2 separate regions of the Mus musculus genome follow, and region 1 is linked to region 2. A link is a contact called in ENCODE Hi-C data. All regions are on one chromosome and are shown on one strand. Each heading gives the region's core, a stretch centred on a gene start or an enhancer-like site at or near the end of the contact. The rest is flanking DNA. Distances are from core to core; before and after follow the strand shown. Region 1 holds the start of Homer1 (homer scaffolding protein 1). Region 2 has its middle 37 kb from the start of Homer1.

Evidence for each region. A loop is a pair of places that touch in the nucleus more often than their neighbours do.
Region 1: a map of left cerebral cortex shows a loop between it and region 2 (5-fold over the local background). The contact joins the promoter of Homer1 here to the enhancer-like site in region 2. A Hi-C loop is called at or near these places in 4 of 37 maps with a recorded cell type or tissue (gastrocnemius, left cerebral cortex and regulatory T cell).

The regions. Positions count from the first base shown.
Region 1 is chr13:93,302,027-93,306,911 of GRCm38, forward strand. It overlaps Homer1 (homer scaffolding protein 1), which reads left to right and starts at 1,731. Exons shown (of 10, transcript NM_147176.4): 1 at 1,731-3,276. The coding sequence starts at 3,272.
Region 2 is chr13:93,264,157-93,268,845 of GRCm38, forward strand. No RefSeq gene overlaps it. Among named protein-coding and RNA genes, the nearest start is that of Homer1, 37 kb to the right of the region's middle. Within about 2 kb of position 2,607, at least 1 of the 3 ENCODE cell types and tissues checked has a DNase peak (open chromatin) inside an H3K27ac peak, as active enhancers do; it is left cerebral cortex, where a contact is called at or near this core.

The sequences.
Region 1 (4,885 bases), core at 481-2,980, 37 kb after region 2:
AGGAAGACTCCTCACGTTAAACCTGATTTCCATTCTATCGTGTACACATGTTCCAGCACATGCACACACACATGCATACACACATGTGGGAAAAAAAAGGAAAAAAAAAACTCCTCTCAGTCTTTTTAATATTTCAAATTTAAAGCAAGATCATAACTTTATAATGTTCAGGTAAATGATCAGGCAGTCTGATTAGTTATAAATTAGCCCTAACACTTTGCCAAACTCAAGCAAGAAAATGTCAATGGAAAAAAAAAGCAAAATTGTTGTTCCTTAATTAAAAAAATCATGTGTTAACATTAAAAACATGTATTAAAAACCACATATAGCAGGCAAGCAAGGGACATTCTTGTAACTGCATTGCTTAGGAGGGATTAGGGAAGAGAGCCCAGGTGTTCAAGATCTTAATCAAACAAGGCAAAACAAAACCCACCACTCCTGGCATGATCTATAGAATTTTAGCTGACTTTCTTTTGAACTGCATTGGCATTGATGTACTATTCTTCTAAGGACAATTTAATGATTTTGTAATAATATCATGTCCTGGATTTCTCGGGTCACTTCAGGTTTTGAATGAAGTGAGTTTCATGTTTCATGTCAAATGAGTTTAGTTTGTAAAATGTGGTCACTGACTCTTTGGAGTAACTGAAGTACTAATGGCCTTTAGCAGGGTGCAGCACTTCTATTTCTGAACCACAATTGTCAAGTTAAATGGAATAAAAGCAAAACTCATTCTGTGAGTCTAACCAATAAAAGGCCCTTAACAACACAGGGCCATTTTAAAACTTCATGACTTTAAAAACACAATTTCACATATGCAGCTATAAATTTATAGACGGCTAGTCATCCTTGCCACATTAAAAAAAATGAAAATATACTCGAGAGCTATTGTGCTTACAAGATTCAAAATAATCAGGAACCCAAACGTATGTTTGTGTTAATAAAGTAGGACTTTGTTTCCAGACTGTAATTCATATCCTTGGTAAGTCAGACCTAAGGTGATTCGTTGGCACTTGCGATGCTGTAGAAGGGTAATTATCTGAGGGAACTAAGTTTACTTTAATGAATTTGACTCATTATGCCTTGCAGAACCATGGCTATGCAGCGAACTGCAACATTTAGAACATTTGGAAATCTCATTCTGCTTTAATTACTATCCTTTGTAACAAGAGGTTTGCTCCTAACTCTACTCTTTTTTTTTTTTTTTTTTTTTTTTTTTAAGTTAAAACGCACGCCTTTAGGAGGGGAGAAAGCTTAAAAGTTGACTATGTTCAGAATGGTATTTAGGATTCCTAAAATTAACGGTGGTTTTCCCCGAGTCTACCAGCAGTGATCACTCTCCCTCCCACGATTCCCTGCAGGTTGGGATGTGAACAGCCCGGGGATGCTGCTGCAAACCCAGTGGGAGAGGGAGACAGGACTTTACCGGCGACACTTCGGCACTGTTGCTATGAGTGATTCATTCGCATATGGCACATTTGTGCCAAGGAAACCTCCTCCCGCCGCTTCCTTCTCCGAGCTCTCCTCAGACTGTCTCCGGCGCCTTGGCCTTTAAGGAGAAGCGAGAGAACCGGGAGCAGGTGGGCCCGGAGCAGCTCGCTCAGCCCGCCTCCCCCAGCTCTTTCCCTAATTTAGCAGTACTTCCGGCCGCGTGACATCATCCCCCGCACAAGCTGACGTGAGCGGAGGGTGACGTATGTGCGGAGAGGAGCGCGCTGACGTTGCTATTTAAAGGTCCTTCTGCGGGGAGGATGGAGACACAGCGCGAGCACCCGGCGTGCGGAGCGGACGAGGCCGTGGCGGCCCAGAGCCAGCGCAGGAGCCGAGCGCACTGCCCGTCCGCCGCCGGCCGCTAGGGGAGGGGAAGGAAAAAGGGACGGACCGACGGACCGGCCAGCTCATCCCCTCCGGTGTTGTTCCTCAGCGCCCCGGTCCGAGCCCGGGCCCCGCCTCCGCCGCGCCCCACCTCCTCCGCCGGCCTGCGGCGGCGGCAGCGCTCCGCCCCTCGAGCCGGGAGGGCCGCGCTCTCCGCCCCGCCCCGCCCCGCCCCGCCCCCTCTCCTGCTCCGCTGCCGTGCTCGTCTCACGCCGGCGGCGCGGACCGGGAAGCGGCGCCCTCGGCTGCGCTCGGTTCGGAGCCCGCTCCGTGGAGTCAGAGGCAGCGACGGGCGCCAGGCCGCCCGGGCCGACGGAGTCAGCCGCTGAGGGGAGTGTAAGGAGGCAGCGGCAGCCCCGGGAATGTGAGGCGGCGCGGAGCGGGAGAGACGAGCCGGGGTGGGGGCACGAGCCGCGGCTGCCGTGCCTCGGACGAGCCGCCAGCCTCTCGCCTCAGCGCGCGGCCGCCGGGAGCTTGGGGGCTGGGTGCAGGGGACCGCGCGGGGTTGGGTTCTCTGATTCATTCATTCTCCGCCGTCGGGAGCCCGAGGCCGCGGGTGCTGCGAGGAGAGGCGGGAAGAGGGGGCGGCCGCGAGCGGGGCTCCATTGTGCTCGGCGGGGGCCGGGAAGCCAAAGGAGGTGGGCTCGGGCCCCTGCGCTGCTCCCCGGCGGCTGCGCCCCCAGCTAGCTGCCAGCCTGGAAATGGCTCCGCTGCTGCTCCTCGGGAAAACGAATCGATCCTTCCCAGCCTTCTCTGCCTGCTCTCCACCTCCTCTCTGCTCCGAGTCTTAGGAGGACGAACATTCAAAGGACAGATTCCAATGTGGTGTGCCGTGCACATCGGGAGCGGCTGGGGTTTGCACTTCGAGATTTCTTCTATATAATTTTTTTTTTTAAACGTAAGGGAGGCAGTAGCATTGCTGCCTGTAGGATTTTTATTCAAGTGCACGTCGCGTTGGGTTGCACGCTCCACCCCCAGGGACCTGGTGTGGTGAAATTTGAACCCACCGCCTTAGCCCAAAAAGGCCGAGTAACCTGGCTGCCTGAGTGTCGTGGAAGACGTGAGCGAAATGACCAGCGAACTCATTTTTTATCAGACTTGCTGAAGCTGGCTTTTGCGTTTTTTCTACACGTACGCTTAATTTTGTGGAATAGTTAAGTGCTATATTCTCCGCGCAACCTTTTCAAATTCCAAATGTTTGAACATTTTGGTGTCAGCGCGAGTGAAATCATTTTACCGACAAGAACTAACTGAATTGTCTGCCTTGTTGAGTTGCCTCCGGAAAAGATCTCGGGGGTGGAAAAGCAACTGCAAAATAACAGACGGAGAAAATTCCTTGGAAGTTATTTCTGTAGCATAAGAGCAGAAACTTCAGAGCAAGTTTTCATTGGGCAAAATGGGGTAAGGATTTTGTGCTTATCACAGCTTTAAATCTGCTTATGCTTGTGTGGAGTTGAACGGTGGTGGTGACCATATTTTTAAATCCGATCCCTTGCAAAACGGGTACTACTTTAAATTAGAGATTTTATTTGCATTATTGTAGAGCGACACCAGAGGTCCTAATTAGAATGTGTAATGTTTGTAACTCAGTTATAGTTTTATTAATTATATATATATAAAGACAGTGCACTAGTCTACCCTGTACCTCTTAATTGATCAAACTGCTATATAGGTTACTAAAATTTTGCCATCTTAGGTTTGGTTGACGGTGTTGTTCAAAGAGAAGAGCTGCATTCTTCCAGTACTTTGTAGAAATAATCAGCTGTTACAAAGAGAGAATTGTAATGAGTAGTTAGACTCCAGTCCTTGAAACTGACCCTTTGTAAGTTGGTGCCCTGGCAGTGCCCTCTGTTTTATCCTTGAACATCCGAAACCAAATGTACAGCTTGGTTTATTGGGCATTAAACGAAAATCGCAGTGTTTCGATGTCCACGGTGTGGGTGCTGGAGAGACAAAGCTGTTGGTTGAAGGGACTTGTTCACTTTTTCTGTTTGCCTCAGACCTTTAGCTGGTGCCAGCGGTGTCAGATTTACATCTTCAGCATAGCCAAAAGCCGGTCTAGAGTGCATTTCCAAACTTTTCATTCTAAAGACTACAGCTTAATAAAATGCTAGGAGTTCTTTAGTTAAGCTGGGAACATGTGTTATGGAGTGGTGATCTATTCATTTCTTTAGTGGATTGTCAGTGCTTTCTCTGCGGTCCAACTAACACCGATAAATAAGTAGTTGAGGAACAAGGTTGGCAATGATGGATTTTGAAATTTCATTGTGATAGCTTAGGAACACACATTTTATAAAGTTCTTGAATAGTTGCTTTTTGTCCTGACAATTAAAATTTGAAGTCTGTTAGCTTATACAACTTTGAAAATGTAGACACGTGTCATAGCAGTTCTTCCTCAGGAATTAATTATGAGTAGATAATTATTTTAATACTTAAATAATAAGTGCTAAGAATGTAATTAAAATACCTTATTCTATTTCTGGTTCTGCTATTAGTAGCATAGTGACCCTCAGCAAATTACTTAACCTTTACGGGCAGTGCCCTCGTCGGTAAAAAAAGGAGCATAAGAGTTTTCCAACCTGTAAAAATGATTTTTTTTCTCTCTCCCCTCATTTAATGGTCAGCAGTTGATTTTTTTTCTTCTAATCTGTATAAGTACTTAAGCTAGGAAATGAAGGTGTTAGAAAATGTTCTGGTCAGTTGCACCAATTTTTAAATGAGAAAATACTAAAAAATTAATATTGGTAACACTTGAAGTATGCCTTCCCTTGGTTATATGCAGCCTCACAGTTTAAAATGTGGTTTTTTAAAGCCACGTTGGAGTGTCACGTGCACTCTCACCTACACACAAAATCAAGTGGCAGTTTTTCACCAAGAATGCTTCATTCTTCAGACTGGAGTAGCATCATCAAAGAAGAGAATCCGTTTTCTGCATCTCTTACATTACATGAATACTCATTGTTGTACCAAGTGAAGAGTGAGATTAATACTAAAGGAGACTACTATTTGA
Region 2 (4,689 bases), core at 1,357-3,856:
AAGCAAATGACAGTTCCCTGCTGACACTCCATTCCCTGCCTTTTAAACAGGGGGTGATTACATTATAGATAGGTGAGAAAGCAAAATGTTCAGCTACTTCGTACAACAGCTTGGTGGTCTCTCAACATGCTAAACATACATCTACGTAGCACTTCACTCATAGTATTTTGCAAGAGACGATGACACACATATTCCTACAAAGATGCAAACATGAACCCTCACAGCAGCATGGTCGAGAGTCATTCCAAACTGAAAGTCACTAACTGCCCTCCAACACATGAGCAGATAGAGTAGGGGTCACAAATCCATACAATGGGAACCCCTGATGACCGAAATGTGCTGTAGTGAATGTGGATCCTAACAGCTGTGCTGAGTGAAATAAGCTATAAGAAGGATATCTGGTATGATTCTATTTGCATGAAACTCTAGAGAATACAACTTAATCCAAAGAGGCAGAGGTGGATGGTGTTTACCTAGAGGTGAGGTAGCTGAGAGGAATAGGAAGGAGGAGGGATTCTCAGGGGCAGCTTTGAGTTAATGAGCAGAATTAAATATGTGGTGTTTATGTAACACTTATCCTGTTGGGAAAATACACATAAAATGCTTAGCAGAATGCTGACCATGTAATAGCCACCCAATAACTGCAAAGTATCACGTGCTGATTACAGTATTGTTTGAGTTTTCCTTTAGAATTGCTTGATAAGTTAATTATAGAATATGTCTAACGAGAAGAAGTCGAGAGGCATAATGCAGGGAACATCAAACTGAGAAGAGCACCTTTATATGAAGCAGAAAGTTAGCTGGGGTGTGGTGGCACACACCTTCAATCCCAGCACTCAGGAGGCAGAGGCAGGTGGATCTTTGAGTTCAAGGCCAGCCTGCTCTATATGGTGAATTCTAAAATAGCAAGGGCTACACAGAGAAACCCTGTCTAGAAAGAGAGAGAGAGAAAGAGAGAGAGAGAGAGAGAGTGCAGAAGTAGCGATGGGAGCTAGCATGATAAAGGAACTGTTTTTCTCTCATTTTTACTAAAGAAGCATAATTTTTACTTTCAAATTATATACTTTATAAAATTAATAGATTTTCAGAAGTTTTATAGATAAATTTCTATTGGATTCACAGAAATTGATATTATTGTACCCAATAAAAACTTGAAAATTATATACTTTATATGTCTGAAAAATCACAAAACACTTTACAGCACTAAGGGGAGGCATTTCTCATGACTAAATAGTAAGAAGTACTCACAACCTATTTAATGAGCCAGAAAGAAAGGAGTCACACACTTTGATATATCTAAGTTTAAATATATATATCTCAAAGATAAAAGAGCAAATGCTAGTGAACTTGTACAACCTGCCAGGGCAACCTCGCCAGAAGCCTGAGAGATTATCTATCTGAATTCTAAGAGAATTGCAGGAATGGCTGTGGAGGCTCACAGATAGCACTGCAGTGCACAGGACAAACTACTGATCTTGTCATTGAAGGGGAGAGTCACTGAAAAATATGCAAACAACCTCCTGGGGAAAGGTGCCTTAGCATGTAAGAGAAATTTATACAGAAATACAGCGAGCACTTAGGAAAATAACAATCATGCGTCAAAGGAAAAGCCAGTAGAGGAAATATACAAGATGTAAGTTCTTCCTAACTCCAACACTTAGAAAGTAGCAACAGGAAAACCAAGATTGTCTTTAGCTACATAGTAAGTTCAAGGTCTGCCTGGGCTACAACAAAACCCTGTCTCCAAAACAAAACAAAACAAAACAAATCCTCACATGTAACGTTATTTCCTACTGTTGAAAATGACATTTTAAAGACTGTGTCACCATTGGAGTGACAATATTTAAAAATTATGGCGAGAAAATGAGAATAAGAAGAAAGAAGGTGTGATGGTTTGAATATGCTTGGCCCAGGGAGTGGCACTATTAGGAGCTGTGGCCTTGTTGGAGTAGGTGTGGCCTTGTTAGAGAAGGTGTGTCATTGTGTGTGGGCTTTAAGATCCTCATCCTAGCTCCCTGGAAGCCAGTCTTCTTCTGTTTGACTTCAGGACAAGATGTAGAACTCTCAGCTCTTCCTACACCATGCCTGCCTGGACATTGTCATACCTTCATAACAAAGGACTGAACCCTCAACCTGTAAGCCAGCCCCTATTAAATGTTGTCCTTGTAAGAGTTGCCTTGGGGGCTGGTGAGATGGCTCAGTGTGTAAGAGCACCCGACTGCTCTTCCGAAGGTCCAGAGTTCAAATCCCAGCAACCACATGGTGGCTCACAACCATCTGTAACAGGATCTGACTCCCTCTTCTGGAGTGTCTGAAGACAGCTACAGTGTATTTACATATAATAATAAATAAATCTTAAAAAAAAAAAAAAAAAAAGAGTTGCCTTGGTCATGGTGTCTGTTCACAGCAGTAAAACCCTAACTGTGACAGAAGGGTATAAAGTATACAGATCAAAAAGCTTAATTTGAAGAACTGTTAAAAAAAATAGGGTTCAGAGCTCCCCCTGTGCTGGGAGATGTGAATTTAAAATGTGTAAATGTTATCTGGGGAGAGAACACCCGGTACAGTGCCTGTCAACATCTGAGCAGGGATTAGCTAGCTTAGGTCAGCCCCTGGGCGTGCTTGTGAAGGGCTATCTGGTTTAGGTTAAGTGAGGAGGGTCGTCCCACCGTAGCTGTGGGTGCTGCCCTCCCACTGCCTGGGGTCCTGGACTGAGTGAAAAGGATAAATGAGCTGGGCACTAGCATTCATCCTCATGCCTTCCTGACTATGGGTGTAATGCGAGAGGCACTATACCATGACCTCCCTGCCAGGGGACTCTGAGCCAAATAAATCCTTCCTTCCTTAACTTGATTCTTGTCAGGTATTTTGTCTTAGCAACAAGAAGAGAAACTAATTCGCCAAGTTTACAGATTGAGTTCTTCCAAGTAGAAGATGCCAACAACAGTAATGAAGGAGGTGGGCTGGGGGAAATGATTTGGGTAAATAGATCAGGCGTGTTGACTGACCCCTTTTCTGGTGAGAGGACCTCAGAGAGACACTGCTAGCTAAGGGGATAGCACAGAAGAGTGGAGGGCTCCATGTGCCTGAAGCTTCAGTGTTTGTTCATTTTAAACTAGGTATGCAGAGGGCTAAGGATAGAAGTGGCCCACTTTCTCTCTGGATCTCCACTGGAGGATGTTGTGCCATTCTAAAGAAGCCTTCTGTAGGAGTTGGGTGGGCAGAACTGTGAATATAGCCTTTCTCCTTGAGGGTAGCTGTTTTGTGAGGTTTGGCTTAAAAATCTTAGGGACCTAAGAAACTTGGTTTTGCTTTGTGTTTTGAGAAAGGGTATCGCTATGTAGCTCACATTAACCTCAAATTTGATATATAGCCTAGGCTAACTTCAAACTCATCACGCATCAGCCTGAGCTTCTAGAGTGCTGGGATTACAGACTACCTCCTAATATGATCTTAAGGAATCTCTTAACTCCTGGGCAATCTTTGAAGCGAATTTAAAGACCTGCAAAGGTCTTGGAAGGAAGACACAGTTTGTGTGGGGAGAAGTGACCTTTTAGCAAGCCAGGAATTTACTTCAGCCTCCATGTGCTAAATAAATACAAAGTCAAAGACATTCTGCACTTTAGTTTACAGATGTGAGAGGCTTAAAATGTAGTGGCTCAGAGATTCAGAGATTACTGAGCAAGAAGCATAGAAGACTTTCTGTTTGGGTGTTACAGAATCTGCCTGGCTCGGCTTCCATGCTTGAGGTCACAGAGCTGGGATGGTACGTACACTCCTGCATAAAAAAGCTTACAGGGTCTGTACAGAGGCATCAAAGGAAAAGAATGCCTTTGTAAGCATTTTAAGTCAGCCTCCCCGAGTCTCACATGGTCTGTTTCTTGTCTCTTTAACAGCCTCTTGTTTTTGAGATAGTGGAGTTATCCAGGTCGCCTCATACGCTAGACAAGCTCTAGACCCTCAAGACCCTGACAGCTATTCTAAAGCAGCTGATTATGAGATAAAACTAAAAGGAGGGAATGAGGGCAGTTCCCACATCAGTTAAAACAAAAAAACAAAAAACAAAAAACAGAACAAACCAGAAGATGACAACACAAACAAATAAATACCTAGGGCTTGCACATTGCTTAATTATTACAGTGAGCCCTTCAGGTACCATTATTAGGTACATATTAGGATCTAGAAAATTGAGGGTCACAGATATTAAATGATTTACTCAGTACTATCTGGCTCTACTGGATTCAAACTAAAAAAACTGTCAGTCTCTGCCCTTCATGTTCTTAACATCCCTGTTTGATGTAATAATTCTTAAAGTCCATGCTGCTGTTAGATTGTGATTTTATTAGCATAACAAAAGGTGGTTGCATTAAAACAGCTTTTCATCTTCATTATTAATCATCATCCTTACTTCAGAAATGTTTTCATCTTATTCTTCATACAGCAAACCTTGTTAGTACAACATCCACTATTACAGATCACAAAAACTATTTTCAATAGGGACACACTGCCAAGCTGAAGTCACGACTACTTTTGTGCTGGTTCTGGTGATTTCAAATAAATTTGCCTGTGGTGCTCATTCTATTGCATTTTTGAATAGGTTATAAATCTTGTTAAAAGCAATAAAAATATAAGTTCAGAATGTTTCAAAATCAATCTCTTGCGCTGCTGAACCTCAAATCCTTCCTGTTT